2 separate regions of the Homo sapiens genome follow, and region 2 is linked to region 1. The links are chromatin contacts, found by Hi-C or POLR2A ChIA-PET in ENCODE. All regions are on one chromosome and are shown on one strand. Each heading gives the region's core, a stretch centred on a gene start or an enhancer-like site at or near the end of the contact. The rest is flanking DNA. Distances are from core to core; before and after follow the strand shown. Region 1 overlaps SPTB (spectrin beta, erythrocytic). Region 2 overlaps SPTB (spectrin beta, erythrocytic).

What was found. A loop is a pair of places that touch in the nucleus more often than their neighbours do. ChIA-PET counts read pairs that join two places held with the same protein, here RNA polymerase II (POLR2A). Pooled maps may share reads with other maps.
Region 2: a map of PC-3 shows a loop between it and region 1 (4-fold over the local background). The contact joins two enhancer-like sites. A Hi-C loop is called at or near these places in 5 of 168 maps with a recorded cell type or tissue (HepG2, PC-3, PC-9 and 2 more) and 1 of 50 pooled maps. POLR2A ChIA-PET finds 5 or more read pairs at or near these places in 1 of 52 experiments (activated T-cell).

The regions. Positions count from the first base shown.
Region 1 is chr14:64,804,663-64,809,770 of GRCh38, reverse strand. SPTB (spectrin beta, erythrocytic) reads left to right here. Exons shown (of 36, transcript NM_001355436.2): 3 at 4,681-4,832. Among named protein-coding and RNA genes, the nearest start is that of MIR7855, 22 kb to the right of the region's middle. Within about 2 kb of position 3,135, at least 11 of the 41 ENCODE cell types and tissues checked have a DNase peak (open chromatin) inside an H3K27ac peak, as active enhancers do.
Region 2 is chr14:64,837,864-64,843,353 of GRCh38, reverse strand. The region is part of intron 1 of SPTB (spectrin beta, erythrocytic); the gene reads left to right. Among named protein-coding and RNA genes, the nearest start is that of SPTB, 39 kb to the left of the region's middle. Within about 2 kb of position 1,250, at least 6 of the 41 ENCODE cell types and tissues checked have a DNase peak (open chromatin) inside an H3K27ac peak, as active enhancers do.

The DNA of each region.
Region 1 (5,108 bases), core at 1,886-4,385:
TTTATTAACATTGGGGGCCTTACAAATTCATATTTCAGGAAATGACCCTGCCACACCTTCAGTGCTTCCTTTTGCCTCTAGGATTAAATCTAAACTTCTTAGCCTCTCATTCAAAGCTTTCCACATCCTGTTTAAAACCTGCTTTCCCCTGTAATCCTAGCACTTTGGGAGGCCAAGGTGGGTGGATCACGAGGTCAGGAGTTCAAGACCAGCCTGGCCAATATGGCGAAACCCCATCTCTAATAAAAATATAAAAAATTAGCTGGGTATGGTGGTGCACGCCTGTAGTCCCAGCTACTTGGGAGGCTGAGGCAAGAGAATCGCTTGAACTCGGGAGGCGGAGGTTGCAGTGAGCCGAGATCACACCACTGCACTCCAGCCTAGGCAACAGAGCGAGACTCCATCTCAAAATAAACAAATAAATAAACCAAAAACCTGCTTTTCTCTAACCTGTAGCTATTCCCTAGCCCCTGAATAAGCTTTGGCCTTTTTTTTTTTTTTTTTTTTTGATACAAAGTTTCGCTGTTGTTGCCCAGGCTGGAGTACAATGGTGGGATCTCGGCTCACTGCAACCTCTGCCTCCTGAGTTCAAACAATTCTCCTGCCTCAGCCTCCTGAATAGCTGGGATTACAGGTTCTTGCCACCATGCCTGGCTAATTTTTTGTATTTTTAATAGAGATGAGGTTTCACCATGTTGGCCAAGCTGGTCTCAAACTTCTGAGCTCAGGTAATCCACCTGCCTCAGCTTCCCAAAGTGCTGGGATTACAGGCGTGAGCCACCATGCCCGGCCTAGCTTTGGCCTTTTATGCCTGTCTGCTTGGACTCATTCTGTCTCCCTGGCTCCCCTCCCCTTCACAATCCAAAGCGGCTTTCTTCACCAGGTGCCCCCTCAACCACTCCAATTGGAAATGACCTCTCTCTTCCTGGAACCCTCGAGCATTGACCATATGTGTCATGTACCTGATATGGAATTCAGTATTACCCTGTGATGGCTTTTGTGTTATTAAAGTGAACTGCCACTTATTTATTATGTGCTTGCAAAAGTTAATTGGTGGGTTTGAGTATTGTTTCCTTAACTGTATCTTAAGGCCTTGGGGAGAGTGAGCTGCCCAACGCCCCTGCAGCACCTAGGACAGGGCCCACTAGTAATAGCAGCAGTAGTAATGACGATAACAATGAGAGTTCACATGATGGCAAGCTTTCTCTGTGCCAGCCCGTTCCATGTACAAACTCACTTATTACTGGATATATTTGAGGGTTTTAGTGTCATGGGTGTATTTGACCTGAAACTAAACCTTTGAAGGGTTTCAGGTCACCCAGTCCCAATATTCAGACAATAATTCTGGGTCAGAGCTGATCAGGGAGGAAGATGAGTTTTCTAGGCAAAGACCTAACACATAGCAGGGAATGAGGATGGCCACAACCCGGGAAGGAAAGGGAAAGAAAGGAACAGAGAGGGCCATGCACGGTGGCTCATGCCTATAATCCCAGCACTTTGAGAGGTCAAGACAGGTGGATCATGAGGTCAAGAGATCAAGACCATCCTGACCAACATGGTGAAACCCCGTCTGTACTAAAAAATACAAAAAATATCCAGGCGTGGTGGCACACACCTGTAGTCCCAGCTACTCAGGAGGCTGAGGCAAGAGAATTGCTTGAACCCAGAAGGCGGAGGTTGCAGTGAGCCAAGATTGCGCCGCTGCACTCCAGCCTGGCAACAGAGCGAGACTCCGTTGAAAAGAAAAGAGGAACAGAGAGGAATGAGATGCCGGGGTTTGATGGCAGCAGAGGCTGTCAGCCAGTCCATGCTGGTGGACTCACCCCCTTCCTGCACTGGCAGGGTTAGGGCTCTGGAAATAAGGCCTGGCTCCTGGCAGGGCTGTGCTGAGGCCTCCTTCCCATGGTGGGTCCCAGTAGGATGGCCTGGGTCCCCTGGGGACAGCAGGCCCAGTGTACAGCCACCTCTCTTCCTGTCCACACTACCAGGGTTCCCAGCCTAGCTGGCTCCAGGCCACCGCCTCTCCTGCCCTTGGAAGGCTTGGGATGAGCATCTGGGCTGTGCGGGAGTGAATGTGCTGAGCATGCCAATGCCAGGCGGCTGGAGCCAGCCAGCTCATGGAAATGCCTCTCACCTTGGGGCCTTTTCTCCCCTTCCAATCATCATTAGCCTCTCGAAATCTTTCTGTGTCTCAACATTGCAAAGCGTTTTGGGGCTCTGGGGATTCTGGGTGATTTCACTCCAGCCTTCAAATAAAAGGCAGCTAGGAGGCCACCTGCCTGTGCTCAAAACCTGTGGCTCCCACGTTTGAGGGTCCAGGGGGCATCATTCATGTGGTAAAAACTGGGGAGATCTAAGGGTGCTTTCTGATATTTCTGCACCAATAAATGCACCAGCCCAGTGGCCTAGAATTAATCCATGTTCCCAGCTAGAATCACTCCCTTACCCTTTGCCAAGCACAGATAAATAGTTCTCAGCACCCACGTAATGAAATGTTTGCATTCTTAAAGACAGGAAAAGGAGGAAGAAATACTTTCACTTTGGGGGACACCTACCTCTAAAGGGGCTAAAACTTTCACCCCCCTTAGTCAGAGGCTCCACACCTGACCTGAAGGGTTAGCTACTTAAAGAATAGATCTGGTTTCTAGGGAAAAAACTGTGGGACTGTGGCTGGCTCTGTTGAATCTAAAAATGCCCCAAAATAAGTGCAATTGCTTTCCGTCCAGTATGGCATCAAACTCCCTTTAGTTACATTTCGCTGAAGCAGCATTTGAAATCAGGAAAGTGGTTTAATTTGCTGTTGACAAAAGGGTAAGGGGAGTTTTCTCGCTGAAACTTTGCACAGAGGCCCAGAATAAATGAATGCCGTTTAAATTTTACATGTATTTAGGATTCACAGTCAGTAGTAGTACTTTTCCTCTTCTTGGAAGTCTTATTTAGATGGCTGCTGTAGAATTCTTCATTCTTCATGTATGACTCAAGCCCTCGTCATATTTATAATAGAGTCTGTCTGCCTCAAGGATAGGGACCATCAGTCTTGTCCTTGAGTTCCCCACCACCACCCAGGGCCTGGCACCTGACGGTTGTACGGTAAATATTTGCTCAATGAGTGCACAGAAGAATCAAGGGTCTGAGTTCCTAATACCAAAATAGCCATGAAGCCGGAAGGCATCTGATGCAGCAAGCCTCAGGAACTGCCAGGATTCTACCCTTGAGGCAGAACTGGCTAAGCTCCTCTTTTTGTTATTGTTGAATCAAGATATTTAATAATTTAAAAAGCCAGCCCTTTCACGGTTGAGGCTCAGTCGAGCACACAGCCTGCTCCGACCGGGCAGACCCCGCTCCTGGCTAGGCCACTCCAGGTATGTCCTGGCTGTGATCTCCCCCTCCACTGCCATGTACCCTCCCCAGGGATCCTCCACAACCCTCAGGCCCAGCCTCACTGCCAAGTCACCTCCTTCCCTGAATCTTCAAACCTAAGTGCCCAGAAGCTAATTGCCACCAAACTGTTCATAAATCCAGAGAGGGCTCACTCCTCTCTTCTCACCTTCAATTCTATCTTATTTGTTTTTCTTCTTTTCTGCTACTTTTCTTTTTTTCTCCTTCTCCCCTCCTCTATCCTTTTCTCTCTCTTTTTTTTGTGCCATCCCAGTCTTCTGTCCTCTCTCCAGCATCTTGTCTGAGCTTCCCCAGGTAATGCTGGTGCCTAACTTGGACAGACCACCAGCATTATTTGTACAGAGGCAGTAAGAAGTACCCCACCTGAACTGGTACAGCATGGGCCAGGGGCTTGGACTGGGCTGATGCTGATTTAGGATAGGGGTGTCATGTCACCTTCCCAGGGCTGAGAAAGATAGCGTAAAGCCGCAGACAGCCCTCAGCCCAAACCTTCATTATCCTTACCCCCACATGAGTCATACATTCTACATATCCTGTTCCCTTGCTCATCATTTTCCTCCCCCTATCAGGAACTCCTTGAGGGCAGGAAATTTGTTTTACCTCTGTGTGTCCTCAGGCCTAGCACAGCGCTGCCACATAATAGGAACAGAATCAATGTTTGTACAGACAGCCACAATACAGCTATGGAGTACTGATGGTGCACCAGGCTCCAGGCCCTGGAGACAGAGAAGTGACCAAGACAGATTTCCCTGGGCTCAGGGAGCATCTAGGAGAGAGAAGGAAACGTAAATGCAGGGAGCAGGGCACATGAAGGGAGACCCAACCCAAGCGCCATTTATACTGGCTCTTAAAGGATGAATTAGTGTTAAGTGAAGGAGGTGGGGTAGAGTGGAGGGGTTGAGAGACAGCATTCTAGGCAGAGCGAATATTTGATGGGTTGATGGGTAAGCCTGGCACTGAAATCTGAATTCAATGGCACAACAGTACAGAGTAGTCTGACTGATACAGGGAAACAGATGCTGAATTAGAGGTGTCCTGATACTGTGCATAGAATATGGTGGCAGTGCGAGTGATCTCCTTATTGCCTCTGTTCTGGTGGCATGTGGACCGGTATTGCTACACCTTGATGGCAAATGCTCCAAGGAAGGGAGTGGAATGAATACATCGACTTCCTCTGCCAAGCATGGGGGTACCCTGGGCTTAAGGTAAAACCCCTTGGCCCCATGTCACACTGACCCTGCCAACCTCAGGCACCTCACCAAGGTTCTTCTCTCCACCTAGATGAGCGGGAAGTTGTTCAGAAAAAGACCTTCACGAAATGGGTGAACTCGCACCTGGCTCGAGTGTCCTGCCGCATCACCGATCTCTACAAGGACCTGCGGGATGGGCGCATGCTCATCAAGCTGCTGGAGGTGCTCTCTGGAGAGATGCTGGTAAAGTCCCTTCTGTGGGCCCCGGGGCTGCTGCCATCGGCCCCTCTTCAGCAAAGGCATGGTTTGGGGGCATCTCAAGTTCTCCTGGCCTTCCCAGTTTTCTCTCTGCTCCTTTGGGAGGCTCTAATACTTAGAATGGGAAGCATCCGTGTGGCTGACTGGTCTCTCTGAATTCCTCCCAGAACTTCTTGCCTCCTCTGACCACTCCCACCCCTTCATGCTTCTCCCAGAAGCCATGCAGAGCTCCTGACTTTGGGCTCTGGGCATCTGTAGCTG
Region 2 (5,490 bases), core at 1-2,500, 35 kb before region 1:
CGTGACTGCTCTGCATCCTGCCCCAAGCATCTCTTCTGTAGACGTGTCTCAGGCATCACAGAAGAGATGTGGTTGCCTCTGCGTGTCTTCTCCTGGCCCTGTAAAAGCCTTGAGAAGCACAAAATATAGGCTATTTGTTTTCATCAGAAACCTGTCATCCAGGATTTACAGAATCTACACAGATGCCCAAAAAGGGCAAGATGGCCAGTACCCATGTAAACGCTGGATAGCCTATGTCTGATGATAAAAAGTTTCTACTTCTATATGTCTTCCCTCCCCCTTTTTTTTTGAGACAGGGTCTCATTCTGTCACCCAGGCTGGAGTGCAGTGGTGTGATCACAGCTCACTGCAGCCTCAGCCCCAGGCTCAAGTGATCCTCCCACCCCAGCCTCTCAAATAGCTGAGACTATAGGTGTGTGCCACCATGCCTGGCTAATTTTTTATTTTTTATAGAGACAGGGTCTCTCTGTTTCCCAGGCTGGTCTCAAACTCCTGGGTTCAAGTGGTCCTCCTGCTTTAGCCTCCCAAAGTGTTGGGAGCCACTGCATCCAGCCTATATGTCCCCATTTTTAAGTGCCACAAGTAGAGGGGGGTGTAGTTGCTATTTTATAATTGGAGAAACTGAGGCACAAAAGGGGCTAACAATTTGTTCTTCTGAGCTGTGGAAACAGCAGCAACCTTAGAGCAATGTTTGTAGACCACACAGATTCAGAGCCTGTATACTCCGTGTCTGACACGCTATTAAGGACTTTAAATACATTATCTCATTTGATCCAAACAGCAGTGCTGTGAGGTGATGACTATTACTAACTTCATCTTACAGATGAAGAAATAGAGGCTTACGGACTATAAGTAAATGGCCTAGGGCTCCCAGCTACTAAGTGGCTAAGTCCAGAGACATCCCCAGGCATTCTAACTCCAGATATACCTAACCACTACCCCCTACTGCCTGGTTCACGTCCCCGGATCAAAGTTACCTTAGTCTACTATTTCTGCCATGAAATCCCCTGCCTGCTACCCTCTGGCTCTTTCTGGAAACTGGCTCCAGCCCTTGCTGAACGAAGGAGTACTGCTACCATGTACTAGGAAACGAGATGTGGCGAGCATTTTAGAGTTGCTTGCAGACTATTTTAGCAATGACCACTCACTTCTCTGCACCTTTCAAATGACCTATGCTGGCTTATGTGTCCACCACCATGGCCCCGCACACGCGCCTTCCTGGAAATGGCAGGCACTTGGCAGCTCTTCTGCCCCTTGCTCTAGGCAAGCTCTTTGGAATCAGGCCACTTTAAGAAAGGAATGTGGTGGCAGTTACTTTGCAAGCAGCTCAGTGTGACTATTGGTAAGGCACTGACATGCCGTTCAGTGGAACTTCTGAGTAGCCCAGTTACTGTGCTCAGAACTGGGGGTGCTCTTGTCCCGGCTGCTTCCAGATAACATTTGCCGCGCTCTTTAACAGATATGAGGAGAGCGTTATCAAACTGCAACACCTTGGGGCACCTTCTGCAAGAAACCCTCTTCTGGTTCCATACGCGGGGGTTTCCCTTCTTTTGCAAATAGGTAAATGTGTGCTGTGTTAAAGAAAGACCCTTAAAAAATATATATATATATATGGGATGTCAGAGGGCAGCTGGGAGATTAGACGTAGACATTTCCCTCTGACTCTGCCACTGGTCTGTCCTGGGAACGTTACCCACAATGCTTTCCTATCTTCTCCATGTCTGTGTCGATTTGGGGGAAAAAGTGCTTGGCAATCCTCACAAGAAATGTGGATCTGACGCAGGCTAGAGACCCAGTGCATTCTGTGTTTTGAAATCTCAGGGCGTGGATTAGCTGTGACCCTGAAGAGCCTCCTGGGCCTCCAGTGCAGATCATCTTTCTTTCCTGTTGCCTTTCTTGATGCTCTTGTTGCCTGGTGTTGAGCTAGATGTGGAAGAATTCGTCTCAGATGATTTAAAAACTGTTTATAACCTTCCCACTCCTTTGATCTCCACATTCCTTCCTGCAGAGGGCTTGGGTCTGGCTGGGTTGACAGGGCAGTGATCACAGGAGGTAAGGGCAGGGGCTCTGACTCAGACTGCCTGCGTTTGAATCCTGGCTCTGTCATTTACAGGCTGATGTACTGGGGCAAGTCACTGAACCCTCTAAGCCTCAGTTTCCTGACCCATAAAATGGGGATAAGGAGAGTGGCTTGTACTCAGCGTTGTTCTGAGGAGTCAATGTAATGGGGTTTACAAAATCCAATGCCAGGCACAAGGTAAACTCTCAATAAATACACAATGACAATAGCTTCATAGCTGGAGAAATTTACTTTTAACTGGGTGAGGAAACTGGAGCACAGAGAAAAGCAGTTTTTCCAGCTGTGCCGATAAGAAATGTTTAAATTACCTTCCTGACTATAAGCTCCTTGAGGCTAAGGAACACATATATAACATCCCTTTGGGAAATATTTGGTTAATTAAATTGATGTTTATAATGGTACTGTCTTGTATGGCAATAGCAGCAAGTCGTACAGGCCCTATCCACCTCTCTGTCCTGTGGTCTCCTCCCTTGAGGACTCTGCTCTATTGCTGATCTCCCTTCTGTGTAGCCCAGTGTTGATCACATTGACAGACTCCAGAAGTAAGGAGCTCAGTAAGTGTGTGGGGATGGTGAAGGGATGGTGAAGAAAGGGCTCTGTGGGTCACAGCTCAGCCAGGTGAGGTGTGTGAATAGGTTCGCTCCTTCAGGTAGCAAGAGGCTTCTTAGAATAGCCTCATAGTTCTTTCTGGGAACTGGTCCACTGCAAGAATGAGTGCAGCTTTAATAATTCACTCCACAAGTTCTGAGGTTGCATCTTACATGATTTCTGGATTACGTATTTAACCATGCATTTGCGGCAGTCCTTGTAACTTTCAAGACTTTTGCTTTTTTAGTATTTATAAAAGATGCTTTGAGACCTTTAAAGCGTGAATCTAAACGAATGTCACAAAAAGTCTTTGCTCTCTTGGCTTTTGCTTTCATAAGCAGGAAAGGCTCAAATAAGGATGTTAGCCTCGTGGAGTATTCTCAATGGCCAGGAGAAAGGTGAGAAGTAGCTGATTCACTTGGAGGGATCCTAAGGTGGAAATGGACCATTGGCAGTCTTTCCCCATCTTCTGAAAAGGCACAGCTTTTCCTCTGAATGGGTACATCATGGAGCAGAGTATATAACAAACTCTCAGAAGACATGAGTTCAAGCGTTGGTTCTGCCAAGAAAGGAACTTGATCTCTAAGTCTTAGTTTGTTTAACTGAAACTGAAATTAATAGTACCTTTCCCACCTGTCTCACAGGGTCATAAGAGGATCAGGGAGAAATTGCAGGAGATAACTTTCTGATAGACATTGTTTACATAGACAATAAAGATCATCATTCCCTTTTATCAGCACCCAACTCAGATGCCATCTCTTCCATGAAGGCTTCTTTAATTTCTGTAGCTTAAAGTATTCTCTCTGCCTCTGAAATTCTATGGCACTTATTTATGCCTCTCTCTTGACACTTGCATAGCTCTATCTTGTTGTATCATTATTTGTACCACGTGTTAGGCTACCTCAGGAAAGAATTCATAAAATTCCATTATAGAACCTTGCTCAAGAAAACTCTTGCATTACTTAAAAATAAATTATAATAATTCTACATTTTTCTCATCAGAGCAGTTTATGGCAATGGGACTGCCAGGTGCTTCATAATTATTTGCTTTTAATCTTTTCATTTATGTTTATTTATAATTTTAGTTTTAATATGTTGCTTTTAGGTCTATCAAAGCATAATTTACATACAGTAAAATTCACTATTTTTAGTGTAAATTTCTATAGGTTTTGACAAATATATATACTTGTATCACCATCATCAAAATCAGCCTCCAAAATTCCCTCATGCTCCTTTCTGTCAACTCGTTTCCCCAACCCTACAATCCTAACCCCTGGCAACCACTGATTTATTTCCTGTCCCTATAGTTTTGCCTTTTCTAGGACAGCGTATGCATTTAATCAGACAGTGAGCAGCCTGTTGAGTCCAGCTTCTTTTGCTTAGCAGAATGCATCTGTGATACATTCATGTTGTGCATATATCAATTCTTGCCTTTTTACCACTGAGTAGTAGTCCGTTTTGTAAGTGTACCACAATCGGTTTATCTATTGTTTCCAATTTTTAGTCAGAATAAATAAAGCCACTATAAATATTTGCATAGAGGCTTTTATTTTTTGACAGAGTTTCACTCGTGTCGCCCAGGCTGGAGTGCAATGGTGCGATCTCGGCTCACTGCAACCTCTGCCTCCCGGGTTCAAGCAATTCTCCGCCTCAGCCTCCCCAGTAGCTAGGATTACAGGCACCCGCCACTACCCCAGGCTAATTTTTGTATTTTTGGTAGAGATGGGGTTCCACCATTTTGGTCAGGCTGGTCTCAAACTTCTTACCTCAGGTGATCCACCTGCGTCGGCCTCCCAGGTGCTGAGATTACAGATGTGAGTCACCACACCCAGCCCTAAATGTTTGCATAGAGGCTTTTATGTGAACATGTTTTCATTTCTCTCAGGTAATACCTGTCAATGCAATTGCTGAGTCATATGGTAAATATGGTATGTTTAATTTTATAAGAAACTGCAGAATTGTTTTTTTTTTAAAGCCGTTCTGATAGGTATAGAGTGGTGTCTAATTGTGGTTTTAATTTACATTTTCCTAATGACGAATGAATTTGAGCACACTTTCATGTGCTTATTTGCTATTATATTTCTTTTTTTGGTAAAGCGTCTGTACAAATCTTTTGCTCATTTTAAATTGAGATTTTTCTTATTGATGAGTTTTGAGTTTTTTATATATTCTGAATACAACTACTTTATCAGATACATGTTTTGCAAACATTCCAGCTAGTCCGTGGCTTGTATTTTCATACATTTTTAATTTTGATGGTCAAATTGATCAAATCTTTCTTTTATGATACCTGATCTTTTATGGATTATACTTTTAGTGTTTAAAATATTTTGCTTAACCGAATGCCACAAAGATTTTCTTCTGATTTTTTTTCTGGAAATTTTATGGCTGTAGGTTTTATATTTAGATCAATAATCCATTTTGAATTAATTTCTGTATATGGTATGTGGTATGGGTCAAGGTTCACTTTTTTTGCATATGGATGTCCAGTTGTTCCAGCGGAATTTGTTAAAAAGACTATCCTTTCTCCATCAAGTTGTTTTTGTACCTCTGTTGGAAATAATTGGCCATATATGTCAATCTATCTCTGGACTCTATTCCGTTGATATATATGTCTATCTTCTTGCCATACTATTCTATCTTGATGACTGTAGCTTTGTGGTAAGTCTTGAAATCAGGTAATGTAAGTCCTCCAGTTTTGTTCTTCTTTCAAAATGGCTTTGTCTATTCTATTTTCTTTGCCTTTCCATAGAAATTTTAAAAATCAGCTTGTTGGCCACGCGCGGTGGCTCACACCTGTAATCCCAGCACTTTGGGAGGCC